Linked DNA regions of Homo sapiens: region 2 is linked to region 1. Evidence: chromatin loops called from intact Hi-C (ENCODE). Cell type or tissue: endothelial cell of umbilical vein. All regions are shown on one strand. Links, peaks and the distances in the headings refer to the core of each region. The heading gives the core; the rest is flanking DNA. Region 1 overlaps DAPK2 (death associated protein kinase 2). Region 2 has its middle 12 kb from the start of MIR422A.

Region 1 (15,824 bases), core at 3,419-11,418:
GGTAGCACATGCCTGTAATCCCAGCTACTCAGGAGGCTGAGGCAGGAGAACTGCTTGAACCCAGGAGATGGAGGTTGCAGTTGAGCTGAAATTGTGCCATCGCACTCCAGCCTGGGCAACAAGAACAAAACTCCGTCTCAAAAAAAAAAAAAAAAAAAAAAAAAGAAGCTACAAAGAAGTAGAGGTAAGAGTATAGATGACACTTTATTTTATTTATTTATTTATTTTTTTTAGATGACACTTTTTAAAAGCTTGGAGATCATGGAGGCAAAAAAGAGGACAGTAGCTTGAGAAGGAGGAAGGACTGAGCCCATTCAACTGCGAATGGAAAAGGTGGAGAGTGGGAAAGTGTGAGTTTATCTAAAACAATATCAAAACCATTGCATCCACAGCCTGTGTCTGCCCTCCTGTCCTCTTGCATCCTGCTACTTTAAGACTCAGGGAACTACGCTCCTGGTTTTGCTGCTGTTTTAGCTTTATAAAAATGCTGTCATACTGCATGTGATTTATAGTCACTTTATTTTTTCACTGAACATTTATGCTTCTAGTGTTCACTGATTGTTCATCCATGCTTTTTACATTTTCACTGCTATACGGTAATCCATCGTGTGAATGTGTATCATTTTTTAGTCATTCTCCTCTCAGAGTTCATTTAAATGGCTCCCATTTTAAACAATTATTGAAACGACATTGCTATGAACTTTTTTTTTGCATGTGTTTCCTAATGTGCACATGAAAGACTTTCTTTAGGTCAGTGATAATTCAAAGTGTGGTCTGCAGACGAATAGTCCACAGACTGTCACTGGTCCAACAAGATAGGCACAGAAATTTGGACTATGCATTTAGAGACTCTGATAGCAATGTGACACTGTTGTGACATCCAAACTGTGGTCATTTTTCTAATAATTTATTTGTTTTTATTTTTATTTTTTTGAGACAGAGTTTCACTCTTTTTGCCCAGGCTGGAGTGCAATGATGTGATCTCGGCTCATCGCAACCTCCACCTCCTGGGTTCAAGTGATTCTCCTGCCTCAGCCTCCCAAGTAGCTGGGATTACAGGTGCACGCCACCACAACAAGCTAATTTTATATTTTTAGTAGAGACGGGGTTTCACCATGTTGGCCAGGCTGGTCTCAAACTCCTGACCTCAGGTGATCCACGCCTCTCAGCCTCCCAAAGTGCTGGGATTACAGGCGTGAGCCACAGCGCCTGGCCTAAGAATTTATTTTTTATTGTATCTTACTGAAGTAGCAGTTCAGGACAGATTGATTTTTTTTTTTTTTTTTTTTGAGACAGGGTCTTGCTTAGTCACCCAGGCTGGAGTGCAGTGGCATGATCACAGCTCACTGCTGACTCAACCCCCTAGGGTTAAGCGATCCTCTCACCTCAGCCTCCCAAGTAGCTGGGACCACAGGCATGTGCCACTATACCAGGTAATTTTTAAATTTTTTTGTAGAGATGAGGTCTCACTGCGTTGCCCAGGCTGGTCTTCAATTTCTAGGCTCAAGCCTCCGGCCTCAGCCTCCCAAAGTGCTGGGATTACAGGCTTGAGCCACCACTTCCAGCTGAATTTTTTTTTTAAAGCTTTCATCATAGATTGAGAAGCAGAACTCACTTTCTCATGCCATTGATCTGAGATACATACACTTTTATTTCTGTCATCAACATGCTTTTATTTGTCTTTTTTTCTGTGCTTTTCTTTTCCTTTCTTGCCTTCTTTAAAAAATGAAGACTTTTGGTTTTATTGTTTTTCCCCAACTTCTTTTTTTTAACAGCTATCTTTGAGACATAACTGTGGATATCTAACAAATTCTAATATAAATCAACATTTTGATGCTCCTCGAACAACCTAAAAACCTCAGAACATTAATTTTAAACACTGCTGCATCTAACATTTTCTTCATGTTCTAGTTTTATCCTAGTTTTTTTTTTTTTTTTTTTTTTTTTTGAGACTGAGTCTTGCTCGTCACCCAGGCTGGAGTGCAATGGTGCCATCTTGGCTCACTGCAACCTCTGCCTCCTGGGTTCAAGTGATTCTCCTGCCTCAGCCTCCCAAGTAGCCGGGATTACAGGCACCCACCACCACACCCAGCTAATTTTTGTATTTTTAGTAGAGATGGGGTTTCACCACGTTGGCCAGGCTGGTCTTGAACTCCTGACCTCAGGTGATCCGCCCACCTTGGCCTCCCAAAGTGCTGAGATTACAGGTGTGAGCCATGGCACCCAGCCTATTGTTTTGTTTTGTGTTTTGAGACAGACTCTCACTGTTGCCCAGGCTGGAGTACAGTGGTGTTATCTCAGCTCTGTGCAACCTCCGCCTCCCAGGTTCAAGCAATTCTTCTGCCTCAGCTTCCAGTGTAACTGGGACTACAAGTGTGAGCCACAATGCCTGGCTAATTTTTTGTATTTTTAGTAGAGGTGGGGTTTCACCATGTTGCCCAGGTTGGTCTCAAACTCCTGGCCTCAAGTGATCTAACCGTCTTGGCCTCCCAAAAAAGCTGGGATTACAGGCGTGAGTCACTACGCCCAGCCATCATCACAATTTTAGGCAGAAAAATGTTTATATTTGCTTAATATTTACTGATTTCTTTGCTTCTATTACTTCTTGCTTTGAGGCCTCCCTTCAGAGTTCATTTCTTTAATTCAGAAGTACATCTTTTAGAAGTTCTGCTAATGATGGTGTATTGGTGGCAAACTCTATATCAATGTTTTGGGGTTTTTTTTTAATTGTTCTTATTTGTTTTTCTTAAATCTTTGCCTTCTTTTTTTTTTTTTTTTCCTGATACACGGTCTCACTCTGTCGTCTAGGCTAGAGTGCAATGGCGAGATCTCAGTTCACGACAACCTCTGCCTCCTGGGTTGAAGTGATCCTCCCGCCTTAGCCTCCCAAGTTGCTGGGATTACAAGCGTGCGCCACCATGCCTGGCTAATTTTTGTATTTTTAGTAGAGACAGGGTTTCACCATGTTGGTCAGGCTGGTCTCGAGCTCCTGACCTCAAGTGATCCACCCACCTCGGCCTCCCAAAGTCCTGGGATTACAGGCATGAGCCACCATGCCCGGCCTCATTCTTGAGATATATTTTTTCTGGGCACACAATTATGGGTTTACTTTTTATTTTTCCTCAGCTCTTTGAAGATAATATTCCACTGGATACTGGCTTCCATTGTTGTTTTGAGAAATATGCTGTAGATCTAATTATTGTTCTTTTGCAGGTATTTGTCTTCCCTGACTGCTTTGTCTTGGTACCCTTCAGTTTCACTATAATGTGTCTAGGTAAGATTTTTGTTTTTTTCTGCCTGGTATATATTGTCCTTTCTGTGTCTGTGGATGCATGGATGCAGTTCTGAAAATTCTCAGCCATTCTCTTCAAATAGTGCTTCTCCTTTTTTTCTTTTTGTATCTATTTCCTCCTTTTAGAATTCCAAAGAGATCTATGATAAGTTTTCTTTTTATCCTCTTTTGCTTATCCTCTCTTTCATATTTCTATGTCTTTGTCACTCTATGGTGCTCTAGCTAATTTGTTTCAGCTCTTTCAATTCTTCAACTCTCTCCTTAGCTGTATACAATCTGCTGTTTAACCCATTCACAGAGTTTTACATTTCAACAATTAAATTCTTTAAAGTTCTATCATCCTGTTCTTTTTAAAATTCATCTGGTCATTTTTGACACCTCTTGTTGCTTGCTCATTCTTGTGAGTCTACCTTTTATTTCTATGTATATAAAATGTACTTTAATATTTATATTCCACTAGTGTATATATTCCATCCATCAGATGTTACAGTCAACATCTGATAATTTCAGTATCTTATGTCCTTGAACATCTAAATTTTGCTAGTCTCTAACTGAAGTGGCGACAAGTGCACTTGCCTCTAGTGGAGTTCCTTCTGTTGAATTTTCTTGCTGCTCACTGCTCTAGCTCTAGGTTCAACTCATCAGCTTTTGGGGGTGGGACAGGTGGTGCTGAAGGAGTTACTATGTTTAAAGATTTCTCTGGCCAGGAGCGGTGGCTCGCTGGCTCACGTCGGTAATCCCAGCACTTTGGGAGGCCAAGGCAGGGGGATCACTTGAGGTCAGGAGTTCGAGACCTGCCTGGCCAACATGGTGAAACCCTGTCTCTACTAAAAATACAAAAATTAGCCAGACGTGGTGGTGGGTGCCTGTAATCCCAGCTACTAGGGAGGCTGAGGCACAAGAATCACTTGAACCCAGGAGGCGGAGGTTGCAGTGAGCTGAGATCACACCACTGCACTCCATGGGTGACAGAGTGAGACTCTGTCTCAATAAATAAATAAAAATAAAGATTTCTCTTATTTCCTGTGAGACCAGAATTTCATGAAAAAGAAAATTTTTCTCAAGAATCCAGTTTTGTAAGCCGGGCATGGTGGTTCACGCCTGTCACCCAGCACTTTGGGAGGCTGAGGTGGGAGGATCACTTGAATCCGGGAGTTTGAGATCAGCCTGGGCAATATAGTGAGACCCCACCTCAAAAAAATTTTTAAAAAATTGCCAGGCATAATGGTGCATGCCTGTAGACCAAGCTACTCAGGAGGCTGAGGTGGGAGGATTACTTGAGCCCAGGACATTGAATCTGCAGTGAGGTATGATTGCATCACTGCACTCCAGCCTGGGTGACAGAGTGAGACCCTGTCTCAAAAAAAAAAAAAAAAAAAAATCCAATTTTGTAGGAGGAGGGCTTTTCAGAACACCTAATCCACCCTAGTACTAAAAGCTGACACTAATTTTTTAACCCTGGGTCTGAGGTTAGAATATCAAAGGAATGGTGGGAGCAGGGGAAAATGGTTATAACCTGTTTCTCAGGGGTCTTGGGAAAGAAAGTCATCACAATTTAGCCAAGAGGTTGGAGAAGTCATCTTATATATTTTAAGGTAAAACAAAACCAGTGCAAACAAAACCATACTGGCTCACAAAAGCCAATGAGGTATATGTCTTTCCAACTCTGTGTTGAGTGACAACATGCCAGTACCTTGAAATTGGCCAATGCTATAAATTAGGGAATTTTTTTTTGAGACCTGGTTATTGGATATTTATCAGCATACCACTGGGCAAAACTCTCCATTGTATAGCCTCATCCATCAATAACCCACTCACACTAACAGTCTAGTGTGAACTCTGGGCTCCATTTGGAGTGGACAGTGACTTGTCCCTGATAAATGCCTTACTCTGGCCTTACTTCCCTGGTAGGGTATCAGTGAACCTGGGAGGTGTTCCTCCCCTCCTCTGGCTCCCTCCCCACCCCTCTTCAGAGACCTCTCCCACTCCAACACCAGCCCTTTTCCTCTCACTCACTCAAGGCCATGACTGATCCCATTGACTTTGCCAGAGTGGGTATCTCATATGAACAGTCTTTTCAGAACATCTATTTTACTTGCTTTACACTTAATCACATCCTGTCTTGTGATACCTCTTCCTTATTGCTCTCAGTTTCTAGTTGTTTATTGTTATTTAACAATTATAATAAACTTAATAGACATGCATTTTTACCACATATGTGAATGGTGGGTAGCAACTGCTCTTTCAGACAAAGCTCAAGTCTAGATGTCTGTGCCCCAGGTTTAAGTTGGCTCTGCCACCAACTTGTGACCTTGGGTGTGTCATTCTGAGTATGGCTCCTTAACATCGCTGTGTCCCCCATACATCACCTAATATCTGTCATACAGTAGGTGACAAATAACCTGAGTTTACCTTAACTAAAATCCCCCAGCCTGCCATCTCCACGTGTGTTAAACTGGACCAGAAAATCTAAAAAGATCCTTCTGGCACTCTTTTTTGATGGTTTGATGCCTTGTTTCTACAACTAAATTGTAAGCTCTTTGAGGGCAGGGTTTGTTAGAGAGACAACCTGGCATAATGGGAAGAGCACAGGCTTTGCTGTTGGCTGTATCTGTATTTGAATCTCAGCTCCACTGCCTACTGGTTGGGTTGCCTTGAACAAGGCACCTGTTGGAGAAAATAATTAACTCTGCTTCATGAAGCCATTTGGGGATAATTAAGACAATGTTTGTAGAGCATGAGACATAGTGCCTGGCACACAGCAAGGGCTTCCTGCCCTGGGATCTGTGGGGTCTCTGAGCAGCATTCTACGGTGGCTGCAGAGCCTGAAAATCCACCAGGTGGTTGGTCTGACACATTCTTTCTTTTTTATTTGACTGTGGTCAGAAGTTTTAGCACCCAGATTTTGAGGACATCATGCCCTCCCTATCTCCAAGACCACTCCAACTCCCAAAGCAGATAAACAGATGGTGGTTCTCAGCGCTCATTCCTTCCCCCTCTACAGGCTATTTCTTCATGACCCCAATCTCCGGCCCAAGCCCTATAAGGAGGCTTCTGGGGTACAGAATGGGCAGGGGCCTGGGCCAAGGGTGACAGAAACAGAGGGAAGAGGAAGCAGCCAGGGCCCCACTGGAGCTGGGCACCCCCATGCATGAATAAAGCCAGGCATAGAGGAGAGGCGAGTGGGTGGATGTGGTATTTGGCAGATGATTTCCTTTTTCCTTTTCAGGAAATCAAAAGCTAGTTCAGAGAAGGTTGAGTTTATGGGAATTCAAGAGGGCGAGGTAATTTTAAGTCTTCACAAGAATAAACTCATCTAAGAGCACGAGGTGGGGCCAGCGCTACAAGGGTTTAACCTTACAGGCTGTAGCCCCACTGAGAGCCACTGGGCCCCACTCAGCCCTTGCCTCACTGAGCACTCAAAGCCTACACCTGGGCCCTCATCCCCAGGCCCAATAAGACATTTCCTTCCCCACCCATTAGGTTTCTAGAGATGTCCCAATGCATCATCTCTTTGCTCAGAGGCCATAGCCCCAGACACAGGTTTCTTCCCAGGATCCCTACCTTTGATGCCAGATTCTTAGCTGAAAGACAAACAGGCCTACAACTCACCAACAAATTCCGGCGTCCCAAAAATATTCTTAAATTCAACTCCATCTTCTATTTCGTGAGCCAGACCAAAGTCAATCAGCTTGATGTGTGGAATGGGAATATTCTTGTCTAACAACATAATGTTTTCTGGCTGGACAACAAAAAGTAGAAAAAAAAAAAAGGAAGGAAGAAAAGAAAAAAAAAGACGGTAATTAAAGGCTGGTTGGTTCGTGTTTTGGCTTTGGGGTTTGGGGTGGGACTTGGTGTTCTTTTTAGGAGACTGAAACAGCATAAACTCTTCCTTGTTTTTGGTCCTCAGTCTTCTCTGTGAACCCAAAGACAGGTAAAGCATTGAGGGCAAGGCCTGGGTTTTACCAAACCTTCTGCTCACAGCAGAACTGAAGACTCCAGCCTTCATCTCCATTCTGTCTCTGAGTGGCAGATCCCTTTAATGCAGTGCCTCTGTTTTCCTATCTGTCAAATGGGGCCAATGAGATACTTGCAGCATTTCCTGTAAACAAACCCAGCACTGCTGTGTGGGTGTGAAAGGGACGGGGACATCCCAGCTTAGCCTCTGTTTATACTTGGCTTACTGACCTTGGTCTTCCTGACCGCCTCTTTCCCCTGGCCAGCCAACTTCCTGTTGACAACATTCCCCTCCTCTAGACTCACTGTGTAGCCCACACTTCTCTCTGCGTTTAACTAATTTTGGTCCTCAGCAGGACACAGGAAAAATGCACCCGATTTCCAGGGAAAATACCAGCTGCTCAGGCTATTTCCAGCCCAGCAAGCAGCTGCCAGGTCTGACACAACAATGCAGGTGGGTGCAGGGTAGGGGACAGCCCCTCACACACCCATGGGCCTGGCCCTCACACACCCCAGACTCCCAGTGAGGCTGCAATGGAATCCTGAGCTCTCCCTTCTCACTCCCACCCAACCACTCAGACTACGGTCCCCTCTGCCTCACCCACTTTCTCCCACTCCACACAACTTTCCTTCACTCCACTCTAAAGGAAATGTCCTGAAAACACACATCCACACAAAATATGTATACAAATGTTCACAGCAGCATATTCCCAATATCCCTGAAGGGGAAACAGTGAATGAATGGATAAACAAGATGTGAACACCCATAGCACATCTAGTATCCACATGTGAATTCGATTTGGCCATAAAAAGGAATGAAGCCAAAGAAAAAAATAAAAAGGAATGAAGTACTGCTGGGCGCGGTGGCTCATGCCTGTAATCCCAGCACTTTGGGAGGTCGAGGTGGGTGGATTACTTGAGGTCAGGAGTTTGAGACCAGCCCGGCCAACATGGCAAAACCCCTGTCTCTACTAAAAATACAAAAGTTAGGTGGGTGTGGTGGCGCACGCCTGTAGTCCCAGCTGCTCGGGAGGCTGAGGCAGGAGAATCACTTGAACCCAGGAGGTGGAGGTTGCAGTGAACCAAGATCGTGCCACTGCACTCCAGCCTGGGCAACAGAGTGAGTCTCTGTCTCAATTAATAAATAAATAAATAAATAAATAAAATGAAATATAAAAAGGAATGAAGTACTGATACCTGCTACAGCAGCAAGGAACCTTGAAAACATTTATGCTAAGGGAAAGAACCAGTCATAAAAGACAAAAAATATTCCATTGATACAAAATACCCAGCATAGGCAAATCCACAGAGACAGAAAGTAGATTAGTAGTCCCCTAGGATTGGGGGAATGGAGAGATGGGGAGTACAAGGTTTCTTTTCTATTTTCTATAAACTATGGTGGTGTTGGTTATATAACTTTGTAAACGGTACACATTAAGTGAATAAATTATATAGTATGTGAATTATATCTCCATAAAGCTATTAAATAAATAAATATTTAAGAAAATCAAACATCCCTGTTTCTTAAAGCACTGAAGGGTTTCCACAGCTTGCACCTTTGTTCACACCATCTGCTCTGCCTGGAAAGCCTTCTGTTCAGTCTCTGTCCATTGAAATCCTAGCTGGGCTTCAAAGTCTAACTCAACCCACTGTGTTCTTGCAGACTTTCCTCAGCAACCCTGAGCACCCTCCACCACCCCCAGGAGTGAGCCCCACCCCGCTCCAGGCCCCACCAGGCTTATTTGAACCTTTCTGTGATGACATTTGGCATGCTTTCTCTTGTCCAGCGGCCCTTTGCTGTTTTTATCATAGCTCCCCTACCAGAGCTGTCCTCAGCCGGAAGGAGGACTCAGATCTTTGCATCTTTGCCCCTGCAATGCAGAGCACAGCAGCTGGCATGCTGAGGGTGACCCTAGCTGTTAGCTGAACTGATAGTGAATCTGGACAGATGCCTTCTCCCAGGTCCCCCTGGCTGCCTATGGTCTCTGTGACCTTCCAGCTGGAAACTTCCACTCAAGGGAGCTGACTGAGGCCTTCCTTGGCTTTTTTTCCTTTTTTTAAAAAAAATAAATAACACATTTCCTTTTGCATTTTTTTTGCTTTTTTATTCTTCTTCCCCTCTGGAGATTACTCTCAACACTGTTTTGAAAATGTGTCCAAGTCTCCCCAAGGCACCGCAAATTTCCCTAAGGCTGTACAGAAAGGAGCATGAGGGTGGGTGAAGTCAGCTTATGACCTGGAGAGGATCCAGGAAAGTGGCCCCACTCTAGCACCCCTGACCAGCCCACTGGGGGCTGCCCATGGACCCAAGTGTCCTGGCACCCCATGCAGTCAGCTGCAACCTCCCAACTGCCAACTACCTCCCAGGCAGGCAGTTTCACCCTCTTAGGAACTTCTCCTCTCCTCCAGGGAAAAGACAGTGAGACATCTCCCTGGGGCTGAAGGGCCATGGCCCAGCCCTCCCGACCACCATAGCTGAGAGCCCAGGACACCATCTCACACCACACGCTGAATGGGGGTGGGAGCCAGACCTGGTGATCCCCAGGACTATGGAGCAGTAGGGATGAGGTGGTGGAGGGGAAGAATTGAGGCTGAAATAAGATGGGAGTCTCCTTCCTCACACAGGCTCACCTCTGTGGCACACAGTCCAGGAGAGATGGTTTCTTCACTGGTCTATAAGAACCTCAGGGCAGGCCGGGCACAGTGGCTCACACATGTAATCCTAGCACTTTGGGAGGCCAAGGCAGGGGGTATCACCTGAGGTCAGGCGTTCGAGACCAGCCTGGCCAACATGGTGAAACCCCATCTCTACTACAAATATAAAAATTAGCTGGGCGTGGTGGCATGCACCTATAATCCTAGCTACTCAGGGGGCTGAGATGGGAGAATCACTTGAACCGGGGAGGTGGAGGCTGCAGTGAGCCGAGAACACACTGCTACACTCCAGCCTGGGCGACAAAGTGAGACTCCATCTCAAAAAAACAACAACAAAAAAAACAAAAATAAAAAAACAAACAAAAAAAAGAACCCCAGGGCAGGGCCATGTTTCCCCCGCCCGAGTCTCATCTGTCCTCAGCCCCACCCCAAGCACCTAACACACAGCAGGTGACTTCTCTCCTGCCTGGAACACTCTCCCTGCACTACCCCAACCCCAAACCTGGCTAGTTCCTATTCACATTTCAGCAAAGGTAGTACCTCCTCCAGAAGGCCTTCTCTGCTCTCTCCCTGCCTACCACCCTCCCCAGTTCCCAAAGTACCCTGTAATACCCGAACACAGTGCTTCTTACTCTGATGAGCTTGTCTGCTTGTCTCCCTCTACTGGGTTGCCCAAGGGTTTTGTTCCTGTCATCTCCCCAGAGGTTGGGATAGAGCCTGATATCCAGCAGCTGCTCAATATATGTGCCCCAAGTGAAGACAGGTGCCACTGATTAAGCCCCTGCAATATACAGGACCCAGTGCTAAGCAAACATGCGACATACTTTACACTTCATTGAACTCTCAACTACCTCACATGGTGGGTGTTATCATTCCTTTTGCAAAAAAAAAAAAAGAAGAAACCAAGACTAGCCAGGTGTGGTGGCTCATGCCTGTAACCCCAGAACTTTGGGTGGCAGAGGCAGGAGGATTGCTTAAGCCCAGGAGTTCAAGACCAGCCAGGGCAACTTGGAGAAACCCTGTCTCTACAAAAAAAATTTTTAAAAATTAGCCCAGCATGGTGGCACACACTTGTAGTCCCAGCTACTCAGGAGGCTGAGGTGGGAGGATCACCTGAGCCCAGGAGGTTGAGGCTGCAATAAGTTATGATTGTGCCACTATACTCCAGACTTGGCAACAGAGTGAGACCCTGTCAAAAAGAAAAAAGAAAAGAAACCGAGACTATAACATTAGTTTGTATTATCCCTCATTAGGAACTTTAACCTTTATCTCTCAGGCCCCAAAGTTTGTGCTCCTAACCGCTAGACTAAATGATTCCCCTTCCTTGCTTCTCAGGGGTCTTATTAATCTAGCCCAGGAGGCCGGGCGCAGTGGCTCATGCCTGTATTCCCAGCACTTTGGGAGGCTGAAGTAGGTGGATCACTTGAGGTCAGGAGTTCAAGACCAGCCTGGTCAACATGGTGAAACCCCGACTCTACTAAAAAAAATACAAAAATTAGCTGGGCGTGGTGGCACACGCCTGTAGTTGCCACTACTCAGGAGGCTGAGGCAGGAGAATTGCTTGAACCCGGGAAGCAGAGGCTGCAGTGAGCTGAGATCGTACCACTGTACTCCAGTCTGGGTGACAGAGAGGGACTCTGTCTCAAAAAAAACAAAACAAAAAAAATCTATCCCAGAGAGAAGCAGCAATGCCACTCTGGCCTGGCAACCTGGGGCAACCTCGTGCCTGGCTCAGACACAGCTGTTTTCCTCCTCTGGCACCTGTGTCCTACCCCAGGGTGCCTTTTCTTCTGGTGATGCTTCCATGCAAGTGAGTAGCCCCAGAACCCATCCCTGGCCTCAGGAGCTCCTGAGCAGGAGGTCCTCAAGTCAGATGAGAAAACGGAGGTCCTGGCAGGGCGAACACCCAAGCTGGGTCTGGATAAAAGGATGAAGCCTGGGGGTTTCAGGCTGGAAGGTGGCCGTGGGGCAGTAGGAATGCTCTGTTGGGTCGTCAGGACCCAGGTTCTCGTCCCTACCTTCACCATTCACTTATTGGGCCATTTGGACCAGACATACCCATAGACTCAGACCTGCCCTGATTGGGAGTAAACAGAGGCCATGGCTCCCTGCTATCCAGCCATGTTTCTGCTTCCTTCCTAGGCCACCAAGGTACCTATAGGCTGGCCAGGGGATTTGGGCCCCTAAACCTGAAGCTCTACCTGCTTTCAGACAGGCTTCCTTCTTGCTGTCCCAAGCTCCACTATTAGCCTGATGACAGCCAGGACAGAGGGTAGGGACTAACATTTACAGCATGTTTACTAAGCCAAATTTGATGCTAGTGTTCTATGTGATCCTTGCAGCCACGCTGAGTGATAGGTACTGTTATAAACTCCATTTCACAGATAAGAAAACGGGGCTCACACAGGGCTAAATGATTTGCCAAGGTGCAACAGCTTGTAATGTCACAATCAGTGGGGAGCAGTGGGGTGGGGGCTTCCCTGGCAGTCCAATCCCTTTCTCCCCAACACATCACTGAATCTGGTTAAATATCTTCAGTGGTCCCACTGGCCACCGGAGAAAGTCCAAATGCCCCACCTGATATTTGAAGTAGTCAAGGCACTGACTGCCCCATGCTCTCTTTCCAGCCTCACCACCCATCCCTTGCCTGTACCTGCTCTATATCCCCGCAGGGTGGGCACTACCACTCCACAACGACATCTCAACTCCATCCTTTGCTCTGGCTTGGAATGCCTGTCCTACTCCTCTTCATTTTCAGAGCCTCTTCCCCCTCAACCCTGCCTCCCCTTACTCCCTTACTTAGAGAGAATCTTTTTCTAAAAAAAGAGATGAGATGTTGCCCAGACTGGATTTAAACTCCTGAGCTCAAGTGATCCTCCCCGCTCAGCCTCCTGAGTAGTTGGGATTACAGACATGAGCCACCCTGACCACCCAGCTAACTCCCTTACTTCTCCCTGAGCTTCCCCCAACCCTGTGCTCTAACCCCTCCGTGTTGATGACGCTGGCCTGCTGGCAGTCCTAAGCTGTAGGCTGTCTCTCACAGGTGATGCCACTTTCCTGGGTGGCAGCCTTTTCCCTGAGAAAATTCAAATTGGTTTTAGGATTCCTGGTATCCCCTGTGGCGTCTTGCATCCTGCATGTTCCATTAATATTTGAGGAAATGAATTGAAAGAATCCAGGGCCAGAGGCTCCTCCTTTTCTGCCAGGCCCCGCACCACCACTAGGGGCTCCAGAGTGCATTCCTCCTATAGGGCTGTGATGCGGATGGAGCAGGAAGGAACGGCACTAAGGGAGGGTCCAAAAGGAAGCTAAGGGTCAGCAGAGTGGCAGTTCCCCAGGAATTTGGTCTAAGCTTCTCTGCTTCCACCCTCCCCAAATAGAGCAGGGTGGTGCAAAAGAGCCCAGGCCTGCAGATTGGAAAACTGCAGGTCCAGCTCCACCACCCAAGGCCATGTGAGCTTAAGCAGGCCACGTCCTTTCTCTGGGCCTCAGCCCCCCAACTGTAAGTCAGGCAGTGGATGGCATCCAAAGCCCCTTCAAGCTCTGGGCTCTGCAGTTTCGAGATGGCACAACCTCCCAAGCTGGCTGTGAAAATTCCTACTGCTTTGGGCTCTAAGGCAGGACGTGTAAAGGCGCAGGTCTCCTGGCCCCAGGTCAGGAAGAACAGGCTGCTGCAACCACACACTGCTGGGTCCAAGCCAGAGTGCCCTCTGGGGCAGTCCGATTCTATCCATACTCCCCACTCCTGTCATTCTCCTCCAGCTTTATTTACTTCAACCAAATACTTCACCCACATACCTGACATCACCTCCAAAGCACGGCTGGAGGGAGGGGTCACATTCCCACAGGTGCCGCCACTGCCCAGCCCAGGGCCTGCCTGCCACCAGGAGGCAGAAATACCCTTGTCAAAACAAACCCACCCAGCTCATCCCGCCAGGGAGGCACCCATGGGAGAGGCCAACGTGCTCCTTTGTGTCCTGGGGGATCTGGCCAGAGGTGCCTGCTGTGGTGCCGACCAGAAGGTGGTTGTCCGGTGGGGCACCCATGGCCTGTGGGCCCAGCACAGCGTGTCCTGAAGTCTGAGCAGGATGAAGACACCCTTGGGGGGCTATGTCATAAAGTACAAAAGACAAAGGCAAGTCTGGGTTCAAATCCCAGCTCTGCTGTTCACAGTATGAAAACTGGACAGACACTGGAGCTCTTAGAGGCTCAGTTTCCCATCTATAAAATGGGGGCAAAACCTACTGAGCCACGGGGTTGTTCTGTGATTGAGAGAGATGGTTTATGTAAGGAGCAGCACCCAATGAGATTTCAGACAACAGTGGCTATGTTTGCTCATTCTTTTCTGGGATGCAGCATGAACAGTCATCCCTGGGAGCTCACAATGTTGGGGCTGCAAGGGACCTCAGAGATCATTTAGTCCCTTCATGTCAGAGCAGCCCAGAGACATCAAGAAACTACCAAGGTCACTGAGCAAGGACCTCCAGCCCAGTGCCCTCTCCAGATGCCCGTGTGGCCTGCCTGCTGCTGAGTGAGGCTGCTCTGCTCAGCAAAGCAGAGGCCCAGCCAGGGCTGTGCTGTGGGGACAAGGAAGCTGCCTACCAATCTTCACCAGCCATGTCAAGCACAGCCCCAGATTATTCAGGCAGTGCTGGGCAACCTGAGAAAGGAAGGCCGCTCCATGCTAGGCCTCTGTGGACAGGTTTTGAGGGTGCTCAGCTCCCTGTCCTCACACACTGTCGATGGGACCACAGCCAGCCCCTCCCCACAAGTCTTCAGTGTGGCCCATGCCCAATACGTGCCTCTGTGTGGCATTCAAGGCCCTGCTTCCCCACCTCCTACTCCCTGCCCGCTTTCCCTCTGCTACCTCTCTGCTACCTCTTCATCACCCCATCCCACCCTGCAGTTCACTCTGCTGGAACAGCCTTCCTGACAAGCTCCTTCTCCCCCTCTCCACCCAGTTCCCACACACACTGGAACTTCTTCTATGATCTCCCTCCCCTCCAACACACAGCTAGTTGTCCCCAGCTTGCACACACCTCTGGCAGAGAATCAGCTGCACTACAATTCCTTCCTTACATGTCCTGTCCCCACTATACTAAAACCCCATAAGGAAGGACAAGGGCCTTGCCTTTCATTTCCATCCCCAGCACCCAAGGGCGGCTGGCATTATAGCAGGGCCCAGTTACTGTTTACTGGACAAATAAAGAAATGGGCCAATGCGGTCACATATGCATCTCTCACACATCCTGCTTTTGGAGAATATAGATAATGGCTAAGCATGCACGCCTTGGAATCTGGGTTCGGATCCCAGCTCTGCCATTTATCAGCAGCCTGACACTGGGCAAGTTATTGAACCTCTCTCAGCATAGGTTTCTCACCTATAAATTAGGAATAACAATCATAAAACCTATCTCAAGAGGGTTACTAGGAGGATCAAACAAGGCATATAAAGTGGCCTATAGGTGTTATCATAGTCTCTGTGACTATTTCCTTGATGATGTCTCTCCTTCCCAGAATGAGAATCTTTATCATCTGCCTATTGAACTCCTAACCACATTTCCAGGCCCTGCCCAAACCTTCTTTCCTCCAGAAGCATCATTTGGATATGCAGCCCAGCTCTTCTTCCTTCTCCCATCTCCATTCATGCAACAAGCTTGATCCATAGCACCAACCACCACCAAGAGCTCTGTGAGTGAGTCTTGCCTTCCCCACTTGTATTAGTCCATTCTCGAATTGCTGTAATGAAATACCTGATGGGCGCAGTGGCTCACGCCTATAATCCCAGTACTTTGGGAGGCCGAGGTGGGCAAAGCACCTGAGGTCGGGAGTTCAAGACCAGCCTGGCCAACATAGCGAAACCCCATCTCTAAGAAAAAATGCAAAAAAATTAGCTGGGTGTGATGGCACACACCTGTAA
Region 2 (15,824 bases), core at 2,948-10,947, 82 kb before region 1:
GACAAAGAATATGGCATCCCCTAGAGATAAGGCCAAAGACAAATGATAGCCTCAACCCATGCTGGGAGCTGTAAGCTATAAAGAGAGAGGAACTGACACCAACAAGAAACAGACCTGATACCTTCTTTTTGTAGGTGAAATTCACAAAAATGGGATTCCCAAGTCAAAGATCATGTGTATTTTAAATTTTAATTCATATAGCCAGATTATTTTCCCACAAGGTTGTAGTAATTTCCATTTCTATCACCTGGCATCTGTTTTACTTGGTGCAGTTCAACGAGTTTTTCTGTCCCCCATATTTCCTACAATCTGCAGCTATATCCAAGGACTGGATTAAACTCAAGTTTGGTCCTTTGACAACAGAATGAGATAGAGCCCTCCAGAATAACCTTTTTTTTTTCTGTATTTGATAGCCAGTAAGATGTGGCATCTGTTTTCTCAGTCTTACGAGCATTGTATGTTATCTATCAGTCTTTCAAGTTTTACCAATCTGAAAGATGAAAAAGGTATACATTACCTAACTACAAGTCAGTTTGCAGGATAAACATGTTTCCTGTTTGTTGCTTTACTCATGGCCTCAGGACACACCAATCTATATGTCTTCAACCCACCTCAGTTTGCAAAGCCTGACAGCACAATTCCACCTTTGCTTCGGCAGCTGCACCACTCTCTGTGCATTAATAAAGCCCTTCTGGAAAACAATTTGCCAAAATAAATCATTGTTCTCACCTTTAGTTCAGTGACCCCTCTTCTGGAAATCTATCTGACAGAAATAATCTAACTTATAGAGAAAACTATATGCACAAAGATGTTCATTACAGCATTATTTATAACAGAAGAATTTTAAAAGCAATCTAAGTAGCCAACAATATTACACAAGGGTTAGTCAAGCTATGGTATGATGTAATCCTAAATCCATTAAAATGGTAATTATGAAGACTATGGAGTAATATGCAAATTAATCATGATATAAAATATGGATAGATTAGGTATGCATATGTTAATTAATTTGATTTAGCCATATCAAAATGTATATATATTTCAAAACATCATGTTGTGCCTCAACATATCTATGACAAACCCACAGCCAACATCATGAATAGACAAAAGCTAGAAGCACCCCTTTTGAAAACAGAAACAAGGCCAGGTGCTGTGGCTCATGCCTGTAATCCCAGCACTTTGGGAGGCTGAGGCGGCCAGATCACTTAAGGCCAGGGGTTTGAGACTAGCCTGGCCAACATGGCAAAACCCCGTCCCTACTACTAACAATTAGTCAGGTGTGTTCACACATGCCCGTAATCCTAGCTACTCGGGAGGCTGAGACATTAGAATCTCTTGCATCCTGGAGGCAGAGGTTGCAGTGAGCCTACCATACCCCAGCCTGGGCAATAAAGCAAGACTCTGTCTCATTAAAAAAAAAAAAAAAAAAAAAAAAATGGCCGGGCACTGTGGCTCACGCCTGTAATCTCAGCACTTTGGGAGGCTGAGGAGGGCAGATCATCTGAGGTCAGGAGTTCGAGACCAACCTAACCAACGTGGTGAAACCCCGTCTCTACTAAAAATACAAAATTACCAGGGCATGGTGGCACATGCCTGTAATCCCAGTTACTCAGGAGGCTGAGGTAGGATAATCACTTGAACCTGGGAGGTGGAGGTTGCAGTGAGCCGAGATTGCGCCATTGCACTCCAGCCTGGGTGACAAGAGAGAAACTCCATCTCAAAAAATAAAAAAATAAAAATAAATTAAAAAATAAAAACAAGAACAAGACAAGGATGCCCAATATCATCACTCCTATTCAAAATAATACTGGAAGTCCTAGTCAGAGCAATCAGGCAAAAAAGAAATAAATGGCATCCAAATAAAAAAGAAGACAAATGACCTCTCTTTGCTGACGTCATACTGTACCTAGAAAACCTTAAAGACTCTGCCAAAAGGCTCCTAGATCTGATAAACAACTTCAGTAAAGTTACAGGATACAAAATTGATGTACAAAAATCTTATCATTTTTATACGTCAATAACATTCATGCTGAGAGCCACATCAAGAATGCAATGCCATTTACAAGAGCATTAAAAACAAAAAGTACCTAGGAATACATCTAACCAAGGAGGTGAAAGATCTCTACAAGGAGAACTACAAAACAGTTCTGAAAGAAATCAAAGATGACACAAACAAATGGAAAAACATTCCATACTCATGGACCGGAAGAGTTAATATCATTAAAATGGCCATACTGCCTAAAGCAATCTACAAATTCAACGTTATTCCTATCAAACTACCAATGTCATTTTTCACAGAATTAGGAAAAACTCTTCTAAAATTCATATGGAACCAAAAAAAGAGCCTGAATAGCCAAAGCAATCCTAAGCAAAAAGAACAAAGCCAAAGGCATCACATTACCTAACTTCAAACTATAAACTACAATAATCAAAACAGCATGATACTGGTAGAAAAACAGACACATAGGCCAAACAGAATAGAGAACCCAGAAATAAAGCCATACACTGACAGCATCTGATCTTTGACAAAGTTGACAAAAATAAGCAATGGGAAAGGGATTCCCTATTTGATAAATGATGCTGTGATAACTGGCTAGCCATATGCAGAAAAATAAAGCTGGATCCCTGCGTTTCACTGTATACAAAAATTAAATGAAGACGGATTAAATATTTAAATGTAAGATCTCAAACTATAAAAGTCCTAGAAGAAAACCTAGGAAATGCCATTCTGGACATCAGCCTGGGCAAATAATTTATGGCTAAGTCCTTAAAAGCAATAGCAACAAAAACAAAAACTGACAAAATATTTGCAAAAATAGAGAAAATATTTGCAAATTATGCATCCAACAAAGGACTAATATCCAGATTGTTCTACAGAAAATATACATGCACTCATATGTTCATTGCAGCACAATTCACAATAGCAGAGATATGGAATCAGCCTAGGTGCCCACCAACAGTGGACTGGACAAAGAAAATGTGCCAGCAGGTGCAGTGGTTCATGCCTGTACTCTAGGCTTTGGGGAGGTTGAGGTGGGAGGATTGCTTGAGCTCAGGAGTCCAAGACCAGCCTGGGCAAGGTGATGAGACACTGTCTCTAAAAAAAAAAAAAAAAAAATTAATTAGCCAGGTGTGGTGGCACACACCTGTAGTCCCAGCTACTTGAGAGGCCAAGGCCAAAGAACCCCTTGAGCCCAGGAGTTTGAGACTGCAGTGAGCTGTAATCAGGCCACAACAGTCCAACCTGGGTAACACAGCAAGACCCTGTCTCCAAAAAGGAAAGAAAATGTGGTACATATACACCATGGAATACTACACAGCCATAAAAAGAATGAAATCATGTCCTTTGCAGCAACGTGGATGAGGCTGGAGGCCATTATCCTAAAGTAATTAATGCAGGAACAGAAAACCAAATATCACATGTTCTCACTTATAAGTGGGAGCTAAACATTGGGTACATACAGACATAAAAATGGGAACATAGACACTGGGGCTACTAGAGGGGGGAAAAGGGGGAGGAATGAGGACTGAAAAACTGCCTGTTGGGTACTATGCTGGCTACCTGGGTGATGAGATCATTCATATGCCTAATCTCAGCATCATGCAATATACCCATGTAACAAATCTGCACATGTACCCTGTGAATCTAAAATAAAAGTTGTGGGCCGGGCACGGTGGCTTATGCCTGTAATCCCAGCACTTTAGGAGGCCAAGGTGGGCGGATCACTTGAGGTTAGGAGTTCGAGACCAGTCTGGCCAACATGGCAAAATCCCATCTCTGCTAAAAATACAAAAATTAGCTGGGCGTGGTGGCGTGCACCTGTAATCCCAGCTACTTGGGAGGCGGAGGTTGCAATGAGCCAAGATTGCGCCACTGCACTCCAGCCTGGGTGACAGAGCAAGACTCCGTCTCAAAAAATAAAATAAAATAGTTGAAATTATTTTTACAAAATTGTGTTTGTAAATACATATGACTTTTGTTCAATTAAAACATAATAAATGTTAAATAAAATAAAAATGGATTGAGGATAGCTTCTGCTTTTGCATGCCTTTAAGGAATTGCCCTCTTTCTGGCTGTGTGGCACTATTCCTCCTAGTCCCTGACTGCAGGAGTGGGTATGTGACACAGGCCTGGAGAATCACGATACCCTGTCATAACAAACTTAATGGCTTAAAACAACAAACATTTTTTATCTTACATTTCTGGGAAGTCAGAAGTTTGAAATAGGTCTATATGGACTAAAGTCAAGGTGTTGGCTGAGCTGTGTTCCTTCTGGAGGATCTAGGGGACACTGTTTCCTTTTCAGTTTCTAAAAGTTGCCTCCATTTCTTGGCTCATAGCCTGTTCCTCCATCTTCAAAGCCAGGAGCACAGCATTTTCAAACCGCTCTCTCACCCTGACTCTAACCTGCCTTTTATAAGGACCTTTGTGATTCTGCTCAGCCCACTGGAGAATCCAGAATACTCTCCCCATCTGAAAATCCTTAACTTAATCATATCTGCAAAGCCCTCTTTGCCATGCAAGGTAACATATTCACAGGGGCCAGGGATTAAGACAAGGCGGTCTTTCAAAGGTCATCATTCTGCCTCCCACACAAGTTATATAACTACAAAATTTAAGACTTGGAACATGTACAAAAACGTTACTCGCAATTTCTCCATCACCCTAAACACAATCACTAATGATATCTTTCTTGAGTCTTTCCAATCTTTTTTCTGTTTACAGTTGTTCACACAGTTACAATTATACCATTTTGTATTTAACTTTTTCACTTGATAAATACCACCCACCATTTCCTATGCCTTTATGATACTCATTAGCAATGGCTGCATAATATGCCACTGAGTGGATATGTTGTCACTTATTTAACCAACTCCATGTTGTTAGACCTTTAGGTTGACATGTAGGTTTCCATCTTTTCACTCTTATACATAACGAGCCAATGAACAAATATATGCATACAGCTCTTTCTAAATATGTGGATTATTTCTTTAGAATAGATTATCAGAGGTGGGATTACCAAGCCTAAAGAAATAAACAGTTTGATGTGAACAGCCAAATTACATCCCCAAAGATTGCAGTGATTTCACTCCCACCTGTGATAAAGGAGAATGCCTAATTCACTACCCCCCATCAGTTGTTGTCACTCCAGGGGAGTGAATTCAAAGCCCTTGCCAAATGTCTTTTGACTCATTCTCTATATCCTGTATGTACTCAGGCATCTTGTCCCAAGTTATGACATTTACGGTAAACCTGAAGTGTCATGATTTCTCAGGTATGTTTTCATCACTCAGAACTGAATTAGCCAGTCAACTAAGTCAACATTTCATCCAAAGATATGTAAAGTTAGAAACCAACTTTCCAGCAGTGATTTTGATTTATTAATTTATTTTTTTAATTTTGAGACAGAGTCTCACTCTGTCGCCCAGGCTGGAGTATAGTGGCATGATCTCAGCTCACTGCAACATCCACCTCCTGGGTTCAAGCGATTCTTCTTCCTCAGCCTCCCCAGGTAGCTGGGATTACAGATGCGAACCACCAGGCCTAGCCATTTTTGTGTTTTTTAGTAGAGATGGGGTTTCACCATGTTGGCCAGGCTGGTCTCGAACTCCTGACTTTGTGATCCGCCCACCTTGGCCTCCCAAAGTGCTGGGATTACAGGTGTGAACCATCACACCTGGCCTCTTTTATTTCTTTTAATTTTATTTATTTATTTATTTATTTTTTGAGACAGTTTTGCTCTTGTTGCTCAGGCTGGAGTGCAATGGTGCAATCTCAGCTCCCTGCAACCTCCGCCTCCCGGGTTCAAGTGATTCTCCTGTCTCAGCCTCCTGAGTAGCTGAAATTACAGGTGCCTGCCACTACATCTGGCTAATTTTTGTATTTTTAGTAGAGATGGGGTTTCACCATGTCGGCCAGGCTGGTTTTGAACTCCTGACCTCAGGTGATCTGCCTGCCTTGGCCTCCCAAAATGCTGGGATTACAGGCATGAGCCACTGTGCCTGGCCTCTTTTATGGTTTCGTATAATAAACAGCACCAATCCCTGCCACAACAGCTGTGGAGCACACCTGGAACATGTCAACATGTCTTCCTTGTTTGTAGAACTGTGCCCAGCTGAACCCACCTGGTGGATCCTTAAGCTGCTCACCCTCCTGAACTCTGAAAGGGAAAGGGTCCTAACTTCCCAGACCTTGCCAAGCATGCAGCCTCAGGCCACTATGACAACACAGAGAGGTAAAGCCACATTAGCATCTAGACTTGTGGCTGCCTCTGGTCCTAAGTTAAAGCTATGCTCTGAAAATGGTAACATCACGATAGCGCTAACAGCAATGACCCACATCTACTGAGTAATGGTTAAAGTACAGGCATTGTGCTCGGTATGATTATATGGATCATCTCATTTCTCCTTACAAGAACTCTAGAAGGTATCTGCTATAAAACCATTTTAAAATGAGGAAATTGAGCCTCAGAAAAGTTAAGGAATTTGCCCAAGGCCACACAGCTAACAAGTAGCAAAACCAGGATGTGAGGCCAGATGCTATCTGACTCCAGAGGAGAATTCTTAACAACATATTAGGTGGTGTTGCTGCTAAAAATATCTGCAGCATATTGTCTTAGTGTGTTACTCATCAAAACCCAGAGTCTTAGGGAAAAGCAACCTGGTGCCTTTCTGTACATTCAAAGAAAAGCAGCAGGGTAGGCCCCTAAACAACAGTGAGGCCTTGGAAAAGAAACACAGAAATAATGAAGAGGCGTTTGTATCTTGTCCACACATTCTTTTGCTGTCTGATTCGCCTTCTCAACTGGGAAATACAATGAGGACATGTATGTGTAACTGGGTTCAGGATCCTGGTTTGTCTCTAAGATCAAAAGGTCAGCACCTTGAATTCTGGGCTATGTCATGTGTCTGCATTTCCACAGCATCCCATAATTCCAGGCCTGGCCTAAGGGCACTGGGCCAGACGGAAGCACAGATGGAAGGCCTTGGTTGGTGATCCTGAGCCAGGGTCTCTTAGCCAGGAGGCTGCACCCCAGACACAGACACTCCAGCAGAAATGTTGAGTGGGTGGATGCAGATGTTAACCTCCTCAGCCTCAAGAGCCCTCAGACCAGGCTTCAGACTCAAAATTCAATCCCAACTAGCAGTGTGAAGTTGTGACCTCCAGACTTTGACCCCTTCTAAGCACATCCTCCCTTATTGTTGCTGCCGTCTCTATTCATCCTTTTTGTGACATCGCCCCTGCTCTTCAGGCATAGATTTGTTTTGTTTAGAGACAGGGTCTCCCTCTGTCGCCCAGGCTGGAGTGCAGTGGCACAATCATAGCTCACAGCAACCTCAAACTCCTGGGCTCAAGCAATCCTCCCACCTCAGCTTCTCAAGTAGCTAGGACTACAGATATGTGCTACTATGCCTGACTAATTTTTTCATTTTTATTTTTTTGTAGAGATGGGGTCTTGCTGTGTTGCCTAGGTGGGTCTCCAATTCTTGTGCTCAAGCGATCCTCCTGCCTCAGCCTCCCAAAGTTCTGAGATTACAGGAGTGATTCACTGTGTCTGGCCCCAGGCATAGATATTGTTGTGGTAAATAGCAATAGTAATATTAGCAATAGCTGCAGCAGTAATAGTAGCAGTAGCAGCAGCAACTGCAGTAGTATTGGTAGTAACAGTAGTAGCAATGATGGAGATGGTGGTAGGAGTAATAATAGCTACCACTACTATTTACTGAGACTTTCCTGTGTTCTAGGACCTATGCTGAGTGCTTTAACTGCATTATTTTATTTCATCTTCACAACCACCTTGGGCAAGGTGGCCGTAACACTCCCATTTTACAGATGAGACAATGAAGCTCTGAGCTATCACGCAACCTAGCAGAGCTTGGATTTGAATCAGGTCTGTTTGCCTGCAAGACCCATGCTTTTAACTACCATGTTTGCTTCCTTCCTATGGAAAATGTTTTTTGTTTGTTTTTTTGAGACAGAGTCTTGCTCTGTTGCCCAGGCTGGAGTGCAGTGGTACAATCTTGACTCACCGCAACCTCTGCCTCATGGGTTCAGGTGATTCTCGTGCCTCAGCCTCCTGAGTAGCTGGGACTACAGATGCCTGCCACCATGCCCGGTTGATTTTGTATTTTTAGTAGAGATGGGGTTTCACCATGTTGGCCAGGCTGGTCTTGAACTCCTGACCTCAAGTGACCCACCCTCCTGGGCCTCCCAGAGTGCTGAGATTACACGTGTGAGCCACCATGCCTGGCCTTTTTATTTGGTCAGCTACCAGGCTGTTGTGTTGGTTGTCATGGGAATGGATCGTAAGTCCTCTATATTAGTTTCCTGTTTTGAAAATGAATTATGACGAATGTAGTAGCTTAAAACAATACAAGTTTATTATCTTGCAGTTCTGGAGGTCAGAAGCCTGAAAAAAAAATGGGTCTTATGGGGCTAAAAGCAAGGTGTTAGCAGGGCTGCATTCTTTCTGGAGGCCCTAGGGGAGATCCATTCCCTTGCCTTTTCCAGCTTCTGATGTCATCTGCATTCTTTGGCTCATGGCTGCTTCCTCCATTTTTACAAAGAACATCACTCCAACCCCTGCTTCTGTCTTCTTCTCTGCCCTGCCTTTCTTTTATAAGGACTCTAGTGATTGCATTGGGCTCACCTGGCTAATCTGGGATCATCTCCCCATCCCATGATTTCTAATTTAATCACATCTGCAAGACCTCTTTTTGCCATGTAAATTAACATAGGTTCAGGAATTAAGATGTGGACATCTTTGAGGGGCTGTTATTCGATCTACTATACTCACCAAGTGCCAGTTTCCTCAACCAAAAGCCAGGCTATGAGTTGGCCATGGGAGTGAGAAGTGAGACAGGAGGGAAGGCCTACTGAGTGGCACATGCCTACCCTGCCCTCAGATGCTCTCTCACTGGGGTTATGAAACTTGCAGACATGGGGTTGGTCTGCAGAAGGATGTGTCAAGAATAGAGGGCCAGGCTGGGCATGGTAGCTCATGCCTGTAATCTCAACACTTTGGGAGGCTGAGGCGGGCAGATCACTTGAGGTCAGGAGTTCGAGACCAGCCTGGCCAACATGGTGAAACCCTGTCTCTACTAAAAATACCAAAAGAACTAGCCAGGTGTCATGGTGCATGCCTGTAATCCCAGCTACTCAGGAGGCTGAGGCAGGAGAATCACTTGAACCCAGGAAGTAGAGGTTGCAGTGAGCTAAGATGGCCCCACTGCACTCTAGCCTGGGCGACACCAGTGATACGTCTCAAAAAAAAAAAAAAAAAAAAGAAAAGAAAAAGAAAAAAGAAAGAATAGAGGGCCAGAATGAAAGGAGCTAGTTGTTCACCCACAGAATTCAGAGTTGGGCAAAGTTAGAAGCAATGGAGAAGGCATTTAGCAGGCTTTTGTAGGCCACTGTAGGCTTTCCTCACTGCAAGATTTTTGACAGACTGCTAGAATACCTTCTGGAGCAGAAAGCTCACTTCTTCACAAGAGAGCCAAGGCCATTGCTGGCAGCTGTGTTAAAAACTTCTTCCTTAGTTGAAGTCTACTTCCTCAGAAATGCACCCATTGGTCCTATCTCTACAGAGGCTGAACAGCTGCTCCCCCACCCACTGCCTTCCGGAGGTGAGGCTTTCAAGTGTAATGAAATCTTTGAAAGGTGCTTGTACTAAATCAAAGACACCAGCTGCACCCAGGGTGTACCAGCTGCCATCATCCACTGCCACAGGAACAGTGGATCTTCTAGGTGCTTTCAGAGTCCATGAACCAGTGACAATACTAGTCTGGTGCCTGCCACAAACAAACAGGCTCTTTAAAGCAGTGCCCTGGATCAAAGAGCAGAACCAGATCATCCTTGGAAGAAAAGGGCCGAGCAGATTTGGAAACGCGGCCAGATGCCCCAGACTCCTCTCCTTATAGCAGCTGTCAGAATTACAAGAAAGTATCTGTTGATGTCCCTGGTCCCTGTGCCCTGAAAACCTTCCTCCTCACTCTCTGGCCTAGGAGTAGAAATGGTTTCCTGCTGCTGCTGATCTGAGTTGTGTCATACTCTCCAGTGCTTTCTTGATTCTTCCATTGCTTGTGTGATGTCTATTAACATCTTTCTGTTTTAAATACTCAAAGTAGTATTCGTTTTCAGACTAGACATTACTCATGTAGGCTATGTTACCTGTATTACATTACCTATATATGTTACCTTCAGCTGTCATGCTTCAAGCACCCCCTTGCTGTTCTACAAGTGCTAAATTTCCTCCTTTAGACTAGCTATTCATTTTCCCATTTAACAGCCTTGGTAACTGATTTAGAAAAAATCTCTCTCTCTCTTTTTTTTAAAGAATCTCTGAAAAGGAAGATACAGGTCTGTGTGATCCACAAAGATCAAGAGTAGGGTCCAGGCCAGGTGCAGTGGCTTATGCCTGTGAACCCAGCACTCTGGGAGGCTGAGACAGGTGGATCACCTGGGGTCAAGAGTTTGAGACCAGCCTGGCCAACATGGTAAAACCCTGTCTCTACTAAAAATACAAAAATTAGTGGCTTGTGCCTATAGTCCCAGCTGCTTGGGAGGCTGAGGCAGGAGAATTGCTTGAACCTGGGAGGCAGAGGTTGCAGTGAGCCAAGATTGCACCACTGCACTCCAGCCTGGGCACAGAGTGAGACTGTCTCAAAGAAAAACAAAAAGTGGGGTCCAGTACCCCTCAATTCAACAAATATTCACTTGGTTCCCAGCATTCATTCATTCATTCGACAAATATCTATTGAGCACTGCTATTTTTCAAGCACTGTTGTAATTGGAGGGATACAGCAGTGAACAAGACAAAGTCTTTGCCTTAATGGAGTTTATATTTAAGTGGGAAGAGACGGACAATGAACAAATAACAAATAAATCTACAGTATATCAGACTGTGATAAGAGCTACAGAGAAAATACAAAGCTGGGTAAAGGAGTGAAGAGTGCCCAGATAGACATTGCTGGGATCGCTTGAGGTCAAGAGTTCAAGACCAGCCTGGGCAACATGGTTAAACCCAGTCTCTACTAAAAATACAAAAATTAACTGGGCATGGTGGTATGTGCCTGTAGTCCCAGCTACTTGGGAGGCTGAGGCATGAGAATCGCTTGAACCTGGGAGGCAGAGATTGCAGGGAGCCGAGATTGGGCCACTGCGCTCTAGCCTGGGTGGCAGAGCAAGACCCTATCTCAAAAAAAAAAAAAAAAAGTGAGTATAAACAAATGGGGAGGTTTGTGGACTGAACTCTGAACATTCCTGTGTTCAGAGGTTAGGAAATTATGGAAGAACCAGGAGAGGGGACTGAAGAGACAGGGTGTGTGTATGTGTGTGTGTGTGTATGTGTGTGTGTAGCAAGGAGAGAGGAGAGACTGTGAATGATCCTTGGGTAACTGCAGTCCATGTCTGTCTGTATGTCTTGTACCTCTGAGTTTGTGTAGCAGAGGACAGCCACATGGACTTTGAGTCTGCAAGCAAAGTTCCAGGCATGCAGTGAAAGTTCAGTGACCTCCCCAAAAAGGGTCCATAAACTCAGTTCATGGGTCTCTCCAAGAAGCCCCTACAACTTGAGTTCAATGCAGTCCTCAAGAATGTCCTGTTGGACCTGAGTTTATCAGCCTCCCCAGACAGCCTCACAGTTAGAGTCAGTACATTTCCTAAGAACCCCCTGCCTGAATTCAGTGAGCCCCTGCAGCCTAAATTTCGCACATTTCCCAGAAAGGTCCCACAGCCTCAGTTCAGTCACTTCGCTAGGGTGTCCTTAGAATCTGAGTTCTGAGCACTTCTCAAAGGTTCCTGCAGCCCGAGTTCAAAGCATTTTGACCTCCCTGCAGGCTGATTCCCTCTATGTCCTACCCCCAGGAAACCCCTGTGCCTCTAGTCCCCATCACTCCAGGCTCACCCTCAGGCTCTAAGTTACCAAGGCCCAAGGCCAGGAAGGCATGTGAAGCCAGGAGTCTTTTACTTCAGGGAAGAAAGGACACTAGGTCTCTCTCTCTCTCTCTCTCTGTCTCTCTCTCCTGCTTACTCTGACAAAGGCCTCTGCCCCTTGCTGGCAGCCTAGTGTCCCCATCTGCCAAGCCCCTAGGAGACCCTCAGTGGTGGCCACAGGTAGATCAGGGTGCAGACTCAGGATGGTGAGAAAGAAGGATCCCAGGAGAGAAGGGGGCTGAGTCTCCCTGGCAGCTCTGTCTTTCTCCCATTTTTCTCTTTCTCTCACCTCTGCTGGTAGCAACACCCAGGTCATGCACCCTGAATGGACTCTACAGTGAATGGGAGGAGCAAAGGGAAAGGGAAGGCATAGAAGGCCAAGGGAGTCCTAAGCTAGGCCAGCATCTTGGCAAGGAGCTGGCAGAGCTCCCCAATGTTAGAGAGCTCAACACCACTCCCCTTGGGAGAATCTCTGATGTTAGAGGGCTCTTCGATACCCCCCAACCCTCAGGAAAAAATGTTTGGGGCTGGGCGTGCCAAGGGCTCTGGTCCTCAGTCTGCTGCAGAGAGTAGAAAAACATTTATTCAAAACTATTCTCTAACCCCCTCAATGCCAAAAAAGTTTATCCTGATATCAACAGGGACTCTTTGCAGGGTTTTAAGCAGGTGAGGGGAACGTCATGCTGGGGTTGTAGAAAGCATCCGCCAGCTGGTGCCCCAGGGAATGGGAGAGCAAAAGCAGAAAGACCAGTGAGGACTTTGTTGCACTCGTCCTAGCAAGAGATGAGGGGGACTTAGGCTAGGGGAGCAGCAACGTTGTTGGAGGATGTAGAAGTATGTGAGAGAATGTTTTCATTTTATTCTTTTTATAAGATGGGTCTCGCTATGTTCTATAGGCTGGCCTTGAACTCCTGGGATTAAGTAATCCTCTTGCCTCAGCCTCTGGAGTAGCTGGGACTACAAGTATGCATCACCATGCCAGGAAAGAGAATGTTTAAAGGGCAAAATGGACAGGTCTTGGAGATGGTTTTGGTATGTGGGAGAAGGCAAGAATTCATTCAATGCCAGGTGTGGTTGCTCATGCCTGTAATCCCAGCACATTGGGAGGCTGAGGTGGGAGGATCAGTTGAGGCCGGGAGTTCAAGACCAGCCTGGGCAACATAGTGAGACGCCATCTCTATTTAAAAAAAAAAAAAGATTTTCATTCAACAAATACTTATTAGGCACCTCCTAAGCCAGTTCCACGTGCTTGGAATATAGGCTTTAAACAAGTAAGAAAAAAATCCCTGCCCCGTGAGTTCACATTCCAGAGAGTGACTCCCAGGTTTCTGCTTCTTATGACTGGGTAGATGATGGTGTGTGTCACTGAGATAGGGACATGGAAAGAGAAGCTGGTTTGGAAGGGGAGGGGTGCTGAGGTCCATTAGACATGGTTCGCTTGAGGTGCCTGTGGGATGACCAGGGAGGCTGGCCAGGCAGGACTTGTGGCTGGAGCTCAGATGAGAGGTCTGGCCTGGCAGGAGGTAGAAATTTGGTAGTGGCCACACATGGATGGTTCTGAATTTAAGGGAGATGGGAGACTGACCAGGCAAGCAAGTGCAGTCCAAAGACAGACCAGACTCTGAGGAAACAGATGGTGGCCTAGCTTAGGGCTCCCTTGGCCTTCTATGCCCTCCCTTTAGGGAAGGGAGGAGTGAGGGAAGCAGAGGGGTGATGAGAATTGGGAGAACCAGGAGAGTGGGGTGCCATTGAGCCACTAGGAAAGCCAGTACAGCCCCGAGAGAGGGATCCATTAGATTTGCTCACCAGGCCACTCAGTGACGCCGATGGGGGCAGGTAGTATCAAAGGAATGATGGGATTGGATCTCAGTGGACTGAGGAATAACAAGGAATGAGGAATCAGAGAGAGTTGTGGGTCCTTCTTTCAAAAAGTTTGGCCAGGAGGAGGAGGAGGAGGTAGCCCATCTGTGCCCTCTAGGGAGAACAGGTGTCAGGGCACAAAGGAGAGTACATGTCACTGTGGTTCAAAGTCGACTTAGGAGGGTCAGTGAGGAGCCATGAGGGGCCAAAGCATGCTGTGCGGTTTCCCCTGGCTCCTTTAGGCAACAACAAGCCCGCCTTCCAGCTACTCTGGATGGTTGATCTGCCAGGAGCCTCTCCACCTCATAGAAGGTAACCTGGCCTGCTGGGAAGCACCCAGCCTTCAGCTTGACTTTGAGTTTGCAACTCTACTTGGCTGCTTCCTCGTTGAGTAGCTATAGGTAAATTCATTAACTTAGCCTCCGTTTTCTCATCTATAAAATGGCATCTTCACAGGGATTAAATAAAAGAACATTGTGAATATAATCAACTTAACTATGGACTTAAAAATGGTTACAATGGGCCGGGCACAGTGGCTCACGCCTGTAATCCCAGCACTTTGGGAGGCCTAGGCGGGTGGATCATGAGGTCAGGAGATCGAGACCATCCTGGCTAACATGTGAAACCCCGTCTCTACTAAAAAATACAAAAAAAATTAGCCGGGGGTGATGGTAGGCGCCTGTAGTCCCAGCTACTTGGGAGGCTGAGGCAGGAGAATGGCGTGAACCCGGGAGGCGGAGCTTGCAGTGAGCTGAGTTCGCGCCACTGCACTCCAGCCTGGGTGACAGAGCGAGACTCCATCTCAAAAAAAAAAAAAAAGGTTACAATGACAAATTTTATGTTATATATATTTTCTCACAATGTTAAGATTAATAAATTAATGTGCCAAAAGCCATTGAATTGTACACTTTTTTGTTTTTTTTGAGACGGAGTCTCAAAAGTCCAGCCCAGGCTGGAGTGTAGTGGCGCGATCTCGGCTCACTGCAGCCTCCACCTCCCAGGTTCCTCCACCTCCCAGATTCTCCTGCCTCAGCCTCCAAGGTAGCTGGGATTACAGGCCCTCGCCATCATGCCTGGCTATTTTTTTTTGTATATATATTTTTTAATAGAGACGGGCTCCACCACGTTAGACAGGCTGGTCTCAAACTCCTGACCTCAAATGATCCGCCCACCTTGGCCTCCCAATTTGCTGGGATTACAGGCATGAGCAACTGTGCCTGGCTGAATCGTACACCTTAAATGGGTATATTGTATGGTATGTGAATTATAGCTCAGTAAATCTGTTAAAAAACATGAATGGGCATATTAATTTGCTTATTTAATTATTTCCTATAAAGTGTTGTTTATAGGAATCGTGCCAACTTACTGCCCAAGTTAAGTTTTATTTGTTGGTATATATTAACACATATACACACAGTTTACAATTTAATTTTCACCCTAAGTGGTGTACAGTCATTAAAGGGGCCCAGACCTCTGGGCTGCTCCAGGTTAAGAACCTTGCCCATGTCTCCTAGACCCTGAGTCTGATCTTCATCTCAGAAGTTGTCAAACTCCACCTGCAAAGCTCACTCTGGGGTAACCAAGCTCTGGAGAACCCAGGCCTCTGATGCAGACGCTTGAGAGGCTGATAAACAGGAAGGCCAATGGCTCCTTTTACCGATGGGGACACACTGAGCAGTCCTGGGTAAGGGCCCTCCCCATCACTGCGTGCCCAGCAGAAAGGAGGAACACAGGGTGCTCAGTGTTCTTCAGCACCCTCTTCCTAGCTATAACAACCATGGTTTTCACTGGCTGGTTCAACTTTATTGTGGGATAGAAGTCAATGATCAGAGCAGATATAAATAAAGAGCATTAGAAAATAATGAATCAGGAACATTTTTTTTTTTTTAAGATTCCAGTTCTACAAACCTGTTAGGAAAAACATCAGCCCCTACCACTCCCGTTTCCCACTTTCCAGGGAAACCACGTTCAGCTCTTACAGTGTCTTAAAAAAAAAAAAAATCTACTCCTTCCTGCTATTTTTCAGATT

The links. A loop is a pair of places that touch in the nucleus more often than their neighbours do. Peaks named below come from ENCODE experiments on the same cell type or tissue, not always from the same donor. Only the 100,000 strongest peaks of a DNase experiment are listed, where the experiment ranks them.
Region 2: a loop joins it to region 1, with 10 times the contacts of the local background. A loop is called at or near these places in 2 of 110 quality-filtered maps.

What each region holds. Positions count from the first base shown.
Region 1 is chr15:63,932,328-63,948,151 of GRCh38, forward strand. It overlaps DAPK2 (death associated protein kinase 2), which reads right to left. Exons shown (of 12, transcript NM_014326.5): 5 at 6,905-7,034. It overlaps LOC101928988 (a long non-coding RNA gene), which reads left to right. Exons shown (of 4, transcript NR_120344.1): 3 at 235-350; 4 at 3,214-3,626. Among named protein-coding and RNA genes, the nearest start is that of MIR422A, 69 kb to the left of the region's middle. In endothelial cell of umbilical vein, for the core only: no CTCF peak of the experiment used is centred there; DNase peaks (open chromatin) are centred at 5,414 and 7,544; H3K27ac peaks cover 2,186 bases.
Region 2 is chr15:63,850,715-63,866,538 of GRCh38, forward strand. No RefSeq gene overlaps it. Among named protein-coding and RNA genes, the nearest start is that of MIR422A, 12 kb to the right of the region's middle. RefSeq lists an enhancer at 9,747-9,806. In endothelial cell of umbilical vein, for the core only: no CTCF peak of the experiment used is centred there; DNase peaks (open chromatin) are centred at 6,557 and 8,347; H3K27ac peaks cover 3,214 bases.